2 separate regions of the Homo sapiens genome follow, and region 1 is linked to region 2. Evidence: chromatin loops called from intact Hi-C (ENCODE). Cell type or tissue: HCT116. All regions are shown on one strand. Each heading gives the region's core, and the rest is flanking DNA. Links, peaks and the distances in the headings are about the cores only.

The links. A loop is a pair of places that touch in the nucleus more often than their neighbours do. Peaks named below come from ENCODE experiments on the same cell type or tissue, not always from the same donor. Only the 100,000 strongest peaks of a DNase experiment are listed, where the experiment ranks them.
Region 1: it touches region 2 in a loop (5-fold over the local background); 2 of 110 quality-filtered maps call a loop at or near these places.

Annotation. Positions count from the first base shown.
Region 1 is chr4:84,678,894-84,684,283 of GRCh38, reverse strand. WDFY3 (WD repeat and FYVE domain containing 3) reads left to right here. Exons shown (of 68, transcript NM_014991.6): 63 at 159-341; 64 at 1,814-1,910; 65 at 5,042-5,365. Among named protein-coding and RNA genes, the nearest start is that of CDS1, 98 kb to the right of the region's middle. In HCT116, for the core only: no CTCF peak of the experiment used is centred there; a DNase peak (open chromatin) is centred at 2,163; H3K4me3 peaks cover 840 bases; H3K27ac peaks cover 1,414 bases.
Region 2 is chr4:84,601,814-84,607,203 of GRCh38, reverse strand. It overlaps CDS1 (CDP-diacylglycerol synthase 1), which reads right to left. Exons shown (of 13, transcript NM_001263.4): 2 at 2,834-2,961. Among named protein-coding and RNA genes, the nearest start is that of CDS1, 21 kb to the right of the region's middle. In HCT116, for the core only: no CTCF peak of the experiment used is centred there; no DNase peak of the experiment used is centred there.

The DNA of each region.
Region 1 (5,390 bases), core at 161-5,160, 77 kb before region 2:
GTCAGCAAGCACTGAATTTCAGGTTACCTAAGAAATTAGCCACTAGTCTTAGGACTGAAAGGCTTTCTGAGAACTAGGCCAGGGATTCAATTTGCTTCAGAAACCAGAAGGTAATTGGAAGGGAGCAAAGAGAATGACGTTTTTCTCTCTCTTCTCAGGGGGACATTGTGTCCTGCGCTGGCACATATATCCATGTGTGGAGCATCAATGGGAACCCTATCGTGAGTGTCAACACGTTCACAGGTAGGAGCCAGCAGATCATCTGCTGCTGCATGTCGGAGATGAACGAATGGGACACGCAGAACGTCATAGTGACAGGACACTCAGATGGAGTGGTTCGGGTAAGTGAACTGAGAGAAAAACTCATTAGGATATTTGTCATCCTAGTTTACCAGAAACTTGTAGCTAATTACAGGTTAAGAACACCTGAACAAGTTGTAATGTTTAGTGAACTCTCGCTCCAGCTCAGACAGGCCTTGGCCTCTGCGTTATCAGACATGAGGAACACTGGTGTCTTGGCCTCTTTTCTTCCTATTAAGTAGATCTGGTAGTGCTACTGGCCATTTGACAGCTTGACACAGTGAGGTCAGTCAAACATGATTCCCATGTCACACTGGGATTGCTCAACATGCGAACTGCAGAAGTACTGGGTTTTCAGCCTGTCAAATGGCTTCGTAGGGAAAACATAGTGAGCAGGGATAAGTCTCTTCCCTACAGAGAATCACAGTGCTGGAAAACACTTCGAGGATCCCCAGCTAGGATCCCAGATGACTGCACCTGAAGCCTAGATGTAGTTTATCCTTTTCTTAGGTTGCTATGTGCTGGGACTCTACAGAAAATAGAGGCAATGGAGTATTCACTTTTGTAGTCTGTTGAAGTATTTGAGTTTTTCTGTCTCAGGAGATTTTTCTTTGTGCTTGTTTTTCTTTAATTGTGCTCTTTGTAAAAGCAGAGAGCAGCTGATTACCACCCTCTTTAGTCAGAGTCACATGTTGAAAGACAGTGAAGCCATCAGTCCACTCCAATACCACACCCTGTACCTCACACGGTACACATCTGTGCACACACAAAAACTCACAAACACACACACCCTGGAGTCTGCTTCCTCGACAGTGGTATTTCACACTGCTCAATCTGTGAAGCAGCATAAAATAGCTCCCTAGCCAGGCACCTGGGGATTCTGTTTACTGTATGCCCTCTTGGAGATATATAATGTGTATTAGCATATGCAAGACTCTGAGAGGTTTTTGTAGGAAACAAAAAAGTTTACTTAGTTGAACTATGTTTTTGTTTTGTTTTTGAGACAGAGTGAGTTGCTCTGTCGCCCAGGCTGGAGTGTAGTGGTGCAATCTCGGCTTACTGAAACCTCTGCCTCCCAGGTTCAAGCAATTCTCCTGCATCAGCCTCCCAAGTAGCTGGAATTACAAGCATGCACTGCTATGCCCGGCTAATTTTTGTACTTCTAGTAGAGACAGGGTTTCACCATGTTGACCTGGCTGGTCTCAAACTCCTGACCTCAAATGATCCGCCCATCTTGGCTTCCCAAAGTGCTGGGATTATAGGCAGCACTACACCTGGCCTGAACCATGTTTTTAAACTAATATGACTATAATCTTTTTCCCTGTACTTTGAAACAGCCATTGTGTGCAGGCAGCCCGCTGCCACATCTTCCAAGATACGGGAAATCTAACTGTATAACATGATGGAAATTAAGTTATCTGTTAACCCTGACAGTCTCTCTTCATTGAGTAATGTAAATTGGTTCCTTAATCTGTTTCTTAACTTTTTAATTTTTGTACTTATTTAAATTTAGTTTTGGAGAATGGAATTTTTGCAAGTTCCTGAAACACCAGCTCCTGAGCCTGCTGAAGTCCTAGAAATGCAGGAAGACTGTCCAGAAGCACAAATAGGTATTTAATACTTTCTAAAAATGACTCAAATCGTTTTCATATTTCTTTTAAGTCACTGTGGATAAGCTTATACCAAACAACATAAAGAGGAGCCCAAGGTTGGGCACTGCTTGGAGAAGCATGGTTGCTGCCTGTTGTGTGATTCCTTTGAGCAGACATGCAAGGTTTTCTCTACTTCACTGGGCAACATTCAGTGTAGTGGTGTCTTGTGGTTAACTTCCACATTCCATACTAAATATAGCACTTACTTCCTAGAGTACCAAAGGCTTTGGCTTTCACTTCTGAAAACACACAACAGACCTAGAGGGCGTGCTGTTGTATAAGTCAGACAAGCCCTGCTGCACCCCAGCCCCACATTTGTTCTGCCCACCATGGGGCTGGCTCAGTGTGGACAACAGATACAATTGTGTTTGTAAACAATTAACAGAGGCAGACCAGAGTCCACAGTCAGACTTGCTTACATTGGGGCATTAATTCACACTGAAGCCTGGTTACCTATAGTCCATTATTTGTGAAGCAATTTAAAATTTTTCAGTGAAATATAGAGATAATTGATTTCTACCCAGAATAACTGAAAGCAATGCCATAATGCCAGGGTGAGATCTGCTTTGCATTGCAGTCACTGAAGAAGCCGCCCCCTTTGATGTAGAACAGTGGAACTTCCTGGAAAGGAACTTCCTGGAAAGGAACAAGGTTTGAAGTTTGACCTTCAGATTGTTTCTCCATGATTGGCTTTTGTGCACTGAGAATTCAGTGTGACTTTGATGATGTGAGAGAGTTAATAAAGGAAACTTAGCAAAAGGACACAAGTCACTTCTCTATATAAGCTGAAAGTAGCTTTTACTTTCCATGCCAGAGAAGAAAAAAGATCCCTTGGGCAGGACATTTTAATGTTGGTGTTATATTAGTACATGTAAATTTCTAATTACAGCCCCACCAAAAAGGTCATCTGGGTGTTTGGGGACATAAAAATTCAGTTTAATTCAATAAGTGTTTGGGGGTTACCTGTTATATGTCAGATATTGAATTAAGGGAACCAATGAAAAGTGGGTCATTTTCCTTTCCCTTAAAAAGCTTTTAAGTAAATAACAGTGGAAGAGGAGATGAATGAGTGAGATAGAAGGGGTCAAATTCAGGGTGGAAAGATATTTGTATGTCTTTATTGTGGGTAGTCTGGCAGAAGTGGCAGGGAGAACAGCCCACAGGAAGGATTGAACAATGTAGAAGTGGTGAGATTTGTGGGCACTTGCTGGGGTGAAATGTAAACAAGCTAGTGGTTCACTGGAAATTAAAGCCGCTTCCAAAGCTGCTTGTTTGCGGACCTCAGAGCTCACGATCATAAGCCGTTGGGGTGAAAACTTCATTCACATTAGTCCAATAGCCCCCTACTGAGTAGGAAGCAGGCAAATAAAGTATTTGTCTTGCTAAGAAAATAACTTTGGTGGGCTCAGTATCCTCAGGAGTTGGTTCTAAGACCTCCTTTTGATACCAAAATCTGAGAATGCTCAAGTCCCTGATATAAAATGGTGTATGTAGTATTTGCATAAAACCTACTAACACCCTCCTGTATACCTTAAATCATCTCCAGATTACTACCAATACAATGTAAATGCTGTGTAAATAGTTGCGATATTGTATTGTTTAGGGACTAATGACAAGGAAAAAAATTCTGCACATGTTCATTTGCAGACACAGTTTATTTCCCCAAATATTTTCCATCTGAGATTAATTGAATCCATGGATGTGGAACCCACAGAAATGGAGGGCCAGGTATACTTGTTTCTTATACATTTTCCCTCCAGTAGACTTTATTGCAAGAGAGTAGAGAGTTGATGTGAAGAAATGCAAAATAACAGTGAAAAGAGGAAGAAGAACAAAATTCCAAAGTAAGGCTTTCATAGAATAATTCACTAATCTTTAGCCAGATGTTGTGGCATGCACGTGTGGTCCCAGCTACTCAGAAGGCTGAGGCGGGCAGATTCCCTGGGCTCAGGAGGTTGAGGCTGCAGTGAGCTATGATCGCTCCACTACACTCCAGCCTGGGTGATAGAGCAAGATCCATGTATGTAAAAATAAATACATAAATAAAAATTAAAAATAAGGTAATTCACTAATCTTTGAGTCATTAACCACTATATGCAATGGCCCTTTTCTCTACCATCTTGTAGAAAGAATATCCAAAAATAGCTGGGTGTGGTGGCCCACGCCTGTAATCCTAGCACCTTCGGATGCCAAAGTGGGTGGATCATGAGGTCAGGAGTTCAAGACCAGCCTGGCCAACATAGTGAAACCCCGTCTCTACTAAAAATACAAAAATTAGCCAGGTGTGGTGGTGGGTGCCTGTAGTCCTAGCTACTTCCAAGGCTGAGGCAGGAGAATCGCTTGAACCCAGGAGGCAAAGGTTGCAATGAGCCAAGATCATGCCACTGCACTCCAGCCTGGGTGACACAGCAAGATTCTGTCTCAAAAAATACATACATACATATATATATATATATACACACGTACGTGTGTGTGTGTGTGTGTGTGTGTATATATATATATATATATATGAAGAATATCCAAAAGTAATCATTTAGAATGATAATTTCAAGAACTCAGGAGGCACAGAACTGTTAAAGGAGTCCAGAAAAGGGGGAGAATACTTTGAGCTGAAGGAATTGGGTGATTCAGAGACAAGAATGTTTAAGCTGTCCCTTGAAAGCTAGGTGACATCGGAACCCACAGAGATTGGAAAGATGGGTCTAGGCGGCACCAGCAGCATGTGAAGAAGCTCACCTTTGGAGGAGCAGGTCTGCAGGGAGAGAGCTGGAGTGACACCATCTAGCTGCAGCACAGCAGGGAGTGTGCGGCAAAGGCAGATTCTGGCCAGATTGTGAGAGATTGAATTCCAAGCTAAGGATTTTGGCCAAAGTTTTTAATAAACTCTTTCAGAAATTCGACTTTTTTATTTCTTTGCTCTCTGTACTCTAGCCAAAAATCCTGGCACTTACTTTCTTTTTTGTTACACTTAGCTTAAAATATTATGTCTATAGAGGCTTATAACTGGGAGAAAAAAAATACTAGCAGAACAAAGCTGGGTGTAACTTTGATGGTTCCGTATGTTCCAATTCTCTCAATGCTTCACCCAGGGCAGGAAGCCCAAGACGAGGACAGCAGTGATTCAGAAGCAGATGAGCAGAGCATCAGCCAGGACCCTAAGGACACTCCAAGCCAACCCAGCAGCACCAGCCACAGGCCCCGGGCAGCCTCCTGCCGCGCAACAGCCGCCTGGTGTACTGACAGTGGCTCTGACGACTCCAGACGCTGGTCCGACCAGCTCAGTCTAGATGAGAAAGACGGCTTCATATTTGTGAACTATTCAGAGGGCCAGACCAGAGCCCATCTGCAGGGCCCCCTTAGCCACCCCCACCCCAATCCCATTGAGGTGCGGAATTACAGCAGATTGAAACCTGGTAACTTGAAGTCTGGTATCTATTT
Region 2 (5,390 bases), core at 209-5,208:
GTCATTTCTACACACAGGATCTAAAATACCAACATACCAACAACATACATTTTTTTCCAGCTTATGAGTTTCTTCATAAGGTAGTCAAATTGCATTCATTCAACTTTATTTCCCTCTATTGTTTAACAAACTATGTAGACATAAACTTCTCATGAGAGCATGAGCATGAGGCAGAACTAAAAATGAGTGTAGAGTCAAAAATGCTATGGCTAAAAGGCCCCATGTAGTTGTACAGATATAACTGTTTGTGGATTAATGGATGGATTAGAAAACTGGGCTAGGTCGCAAATCTAGTCAGAGGTAAATAAAGGACCACAAGCCAAGGCAAAATCCTGTCTCTATAAAAAATACAAAAATTAGCCAGGCATGTTGGCTCATGCCTGTAGTCCCAGTTACCTGGGTGGCTGAGGTGGGAGGATTGCTTGAGCCTGAGAGGTAGAGGTTGTGGTGAGTTGAGACTGCACCACTGCACTCCAGTCTAGGCAACAGAGTGAAACCCTGTTTTAAAAAAAAAGTAAGGGAAGGGCATAAAACTTGACCAAGGGATTTCCCTTTTAGGACTTTATCCTAAGGAAATAATTAATGGATGTTAAAATAAAGTTACTACAAAGAAAAATGTTTAATGTAGAGGTATTTTTAATTGTGAACATTTAGTAATATACTAAATGCCCAGCAATAGGTGGTCAGTTGGATAAACTAGACCATAGCCATGCAGCAAAATATACAGACATTAAAAATGTTTCTGAAATATATTTAGGATCCTGCATGAAATGTTGTTCCTAATAATACCATGGAATGAAAATTAAAACAGTAAGGTAGAAAACAGTACAATCTCATTTTTGCTTTACACACATCCATACATACACACACATACACACACACACACACACACACACACTGCACAAGAAAAAAGCCTCAAAGGGTAAACACTGAAGTATTCTAAATATTAATGTCTTGGTAGGAGGATTACAGGATTTTTTTTTCTGCAAGTAATGTACATTTCTTATGTAATTACTATTTTTAATCCTATGTATCTACAAATTCTAAGTCTTTGCAAGACAGTCTGTTTTCAATATTAGACTAAAAACAGGATAAAAATGTATAAAACAGATTACATGTAAAACATTCATGTAATCTTTGTAGAAAAGTTTCTCGAGAAGATTGAAACCACTATATTATCTATTGTTCATTTTCTAAAACCAATTCACTCATAAATAGCATAGATAAGAATACAGGCATTGAAGCCACAGTACCTAGGTTCAGAATGTGGGTCCATAACTTACTAGCTACATGACCCTTGATATATAATATCTGCCTACGTTTCCACATTTATATACCTGTGTTACAAGGCTGCCATGAGAATATTAGTCAATACATATAAAGTGCCTGAAACAATACTAGTACATAGTAAATGCTAAATAAATATTAGCTGCTAGTATTTGCTATTGTTACTTTATATCAGAAAAAAACAACTTCATGATTAAGGAAGATCTTATTATGAATGACACACACAAATCTGGCATCATTCTTACAGAACATCGACTACACAAAATTTCAGGTCTGAGATAGACTTGATGAGATTTTAATGCAAAGTTATATCTGGGAATTAGGTCATGAAAACAACTGGGAACAAGAACTATTAAAATAATCATGCTTTTCATAGCAGATCAAAGATATGTTCTATTGGTTAAAAAATATGAAAATGTTGCTTTTAACCAATATATTCTAATATGGTTATCCCTTACAAAGTAAAAAAAAAAAGAAAAATTCATATTACATTTACTAGATACGACTAAACTAGTGGTTTTCAGATCGCAGGCTATGACCCAAGGGTAGTAAAATCCATTGAATAAGTTACATGTAGCATTTTTTGTTCAATAACATAGAACAGCATCAAATACAAAAGAAATCAGAGGGTATTACACAGTAATGGGAAGAATTGTTTCATAACATTTTTGCAGCAGTTAAAATATACATTTGTGTGTCTTGGAATGTGGTATACAATGTATTTCTTACTGTGTCATAGTGTCAAAAAGTTGGGGAAACATTGTTCTTTCTACACCAATATGTAACATTTCATACATTAATCTGGACAAAAGCTTAGGTTTACTTTGCTTTTATAAATTTTATAATTCATATTACTAAAGTATACAATGAAGGGTAATATAATTAGCTGAAATTTTGTGGTCATCACACATTTTTAAATGTTGCACAAATATAAAATGGTAATGGATTGTGGAGTTTTAGACAATAATCTTAAACTCAGTTAAAAGAAAAGAAAATACTGGCCTGGTGCCATGTTTCACGCCTGTAATCCCAGCACTTTGGGAGGTCAAAGTGGGCAGACTGCTTGAGCCCAGGAGTTTAAGACCAACCTGGGCAATGTGGTAAAACCCCATCTTATTTAAAAAATGAAAGAAAGAAAAGAAAAAAGAAAAAAATACCTATTTCTGTCTGGCATTTGAAAAATAGGGAACAGAGACTATGGAGTTTTATTAGGTGTTCTAATACCAGAAAAAGCAATGTGACGTGGTAAATAGATCACAGGCTTCAGAATCTGACAGCCCAAGGCAAGAATCCCAGGTCTATATCTTACTAGCTCTGTAGCCTTCAACAATTAACCTCTCAGCCTTGGTTTTCTTATACTTCACAAGGTTTTAAGGGTGGATACACATTAAATACATAGAACTATACCTCGGATATTAGGTGGCCTTTTTGACCACCTAATACCATGGCTGGAAAACTTACAAAAAGCCAAATTTATTACATGGACAAGGATAACCTCAAAGCCTATCTTGTGCACTAAGATATACTCATCTTCATCCAATCATACCTTGAAGATAAACCAGATAGAGCTTTTTTGAGAATCTCAGGGGTTCTATCTGAGGATGGTGGAATTTCCGGAATATCAGAATCTGTTCTGGAATCCAAATCTCCATATCTGTCATCAATATCTGTTTCCTAAAATTAAAAAGACAAATTACTTTGCAAAATCACGTTTAAAAAAGCACAGGCTGGCCAATACATTCATTTATTGCTCAGTGTGTCAAATCTCAGTGACATAATCTGAAACAAAGAAACTACTATTTATCTTGAAAATCTTAGCACTGCTATACTTCTTTGTTAGGAAAGTTTGACTATCTTCGCTAAAATCTACTACTAATAATACAAAGGATAACTTTAAACAAAAGACACAAAAGAAGCTCCCATATTTTCTAAATCAGAAATATACCCCTAAAATCAGATGTTTTGCCACTTAACTGGGAGATCACGGTGTTAGTTCCATGTAGATTCTGATCAGCTGTTGAGTCCCTTTTTAAATTTGATTTCAATTAAAGCATCAACAGTAAGAGTAATATCTTACACGAGCGTAGCATTTCATATATATTTGTAAACATTTCAACTTCCATCATTTTTATTAGATCCTCAAGAGAGAATCCCAATTGAAGCAGGTCAAATGGACCTCATCTCTATTTTACTGGTAGGTAAACTATGATCAACAGCATTTGGTGATGAGATTTTTAAAGAAGTTATTTAAAACACAAACCGACTTCTGAGTGCATGTACAGGAGCTGCGTGAGTATGTTGGAGATGGCAGGGAGCTCTAGGCCTTTCAACAAAGGTGGTCACTGCAGAATTTCCAGGGATAGGGTGATCAATGCAATTTTCAAAACAGAAATGTCATCTAATGCTCAGTTTTAAAGTTGTTCATTCTGCTGTAAGTCTCCACTGCCATGTTCTTTCCTCTTCTACAACCTCTCCCGCCTCAGGCCCTACCCTTTCCATCCTACCCTGGCAACCTTCAGTTATGAGTGGTGAACACACAGAAACCTTGGGAGAATGGCTTACAGAGGAGGAAACTGGAGTGAGGGTGTTGAACTGGGATAGAGGAAAGAGAATATTCCCTGGAGGCAAATACAAATAGAGCATTGAGCAGGATATCAAGCCTGAAATAATCCTAGGAATAAAAGCACCCAACAATTCAGAATGTTGAGGATTCTCAATCCAAACTCAGCCCTTATTAGCTCCAAAACATTGGCAAATGTCATCACCCCTTCGAACTGTTTCTTCATCCCTAAAATGAAGCATTTAGTATAATGCCAAGGACTTAGTAAATTCAAATAAGCAGTAAGATAATATTATGATTGAATCAAGTCTTCTAATTCCTCATTAGGAGGCTCACCAAATATAATGTTAGTCTTCGGGAGTATTTTCAGTTTTCATAAAGCACTAATAAACTTTAGTTTACTCACTTTTTAAGTACACAATTACGAAATTAAATGTGTCAACGTACCCTAAATTACAAATGAGAAATAGAAATGTCAAATTCCCACTGTGACACCGAGAGTCAGTTGGCCCTGAAGCTGCTTAAATAGAGAGAGATGGTAACTAATAAACAACCAGATAGAACATCCCTTCAGAAAATGGCAGGGCACCTGCCGTCAGTCTGGTAAGCCACAGAGCTTGGACATCTAGAACAAGGGAAACACATCAGTTTTTTTTTTCTTTTCCCTGCCATTTTCTTTTCACCTTTAATAACCCAGAGTATTGACAGGAGTGGTGTGAGGGGTAGTGGGGTTGGTGACTAATGGAAGTGGTTCTCTAGGGCAGTATCACCATCCTACAAAAAGAGCATGAGACTAGGAATCAGGAGTTACTAGCTCTAATTCCACCTCTACTCTAACTAGCAGTGAGACAAACAGCAAATCACTTAATCTGAAGGAAACTCAGGCCTTGGTTTCCTTATTTATAAAATACTAAAACCATTAGACTAGCATTCAAATTGTGCTCCTCAAAATATTAAAGTTCTCTGCAAGCCACTTCAAAGTCCACTTTGCAGTAATGGTGATGCGCTGCAACCCTCCCCTCCTCACCCTCAACAAGGCTGTCCTGCTTTTATTTATATTATTTAAGCTTCTGATTTCTATTTTATACCCTTTAGAGAAACACAAAATAAAAACTTAAATTGCACCAGGAGTCTTTCATTCAGTAATTAAAGAATACAAGACAATTTCTAAATAGTGGCATTTTGGAGCAACGTTACTCAACTATGAGAATGAGTAGCAGGGGCCCTTGTTTTACTGTATTTAATGTATAGACTCTGTTGCAAAGATGCTAGACTTGAAAAGGAAAATAAGAGTGTGAATGGAGATCAGGGAAAAGAAGGAAGTACTATAATACTTTTAATGATCAAATAGAGCCATGCGGCACTGTGCATGTTGAATGAAGGTATGTATGTACGTACGTATGTATGTATGTATGTATGTATGCATGTATGTATTTATTTATTTGAGATGGAGTCTCACTCGGCCACCCAGGCTGGAGTGCAGTGGTGTAATCTCAGCTCACTGCAGCCTCTGCCTCCCAGGTTCCAGCGATTCTCCTGCCTC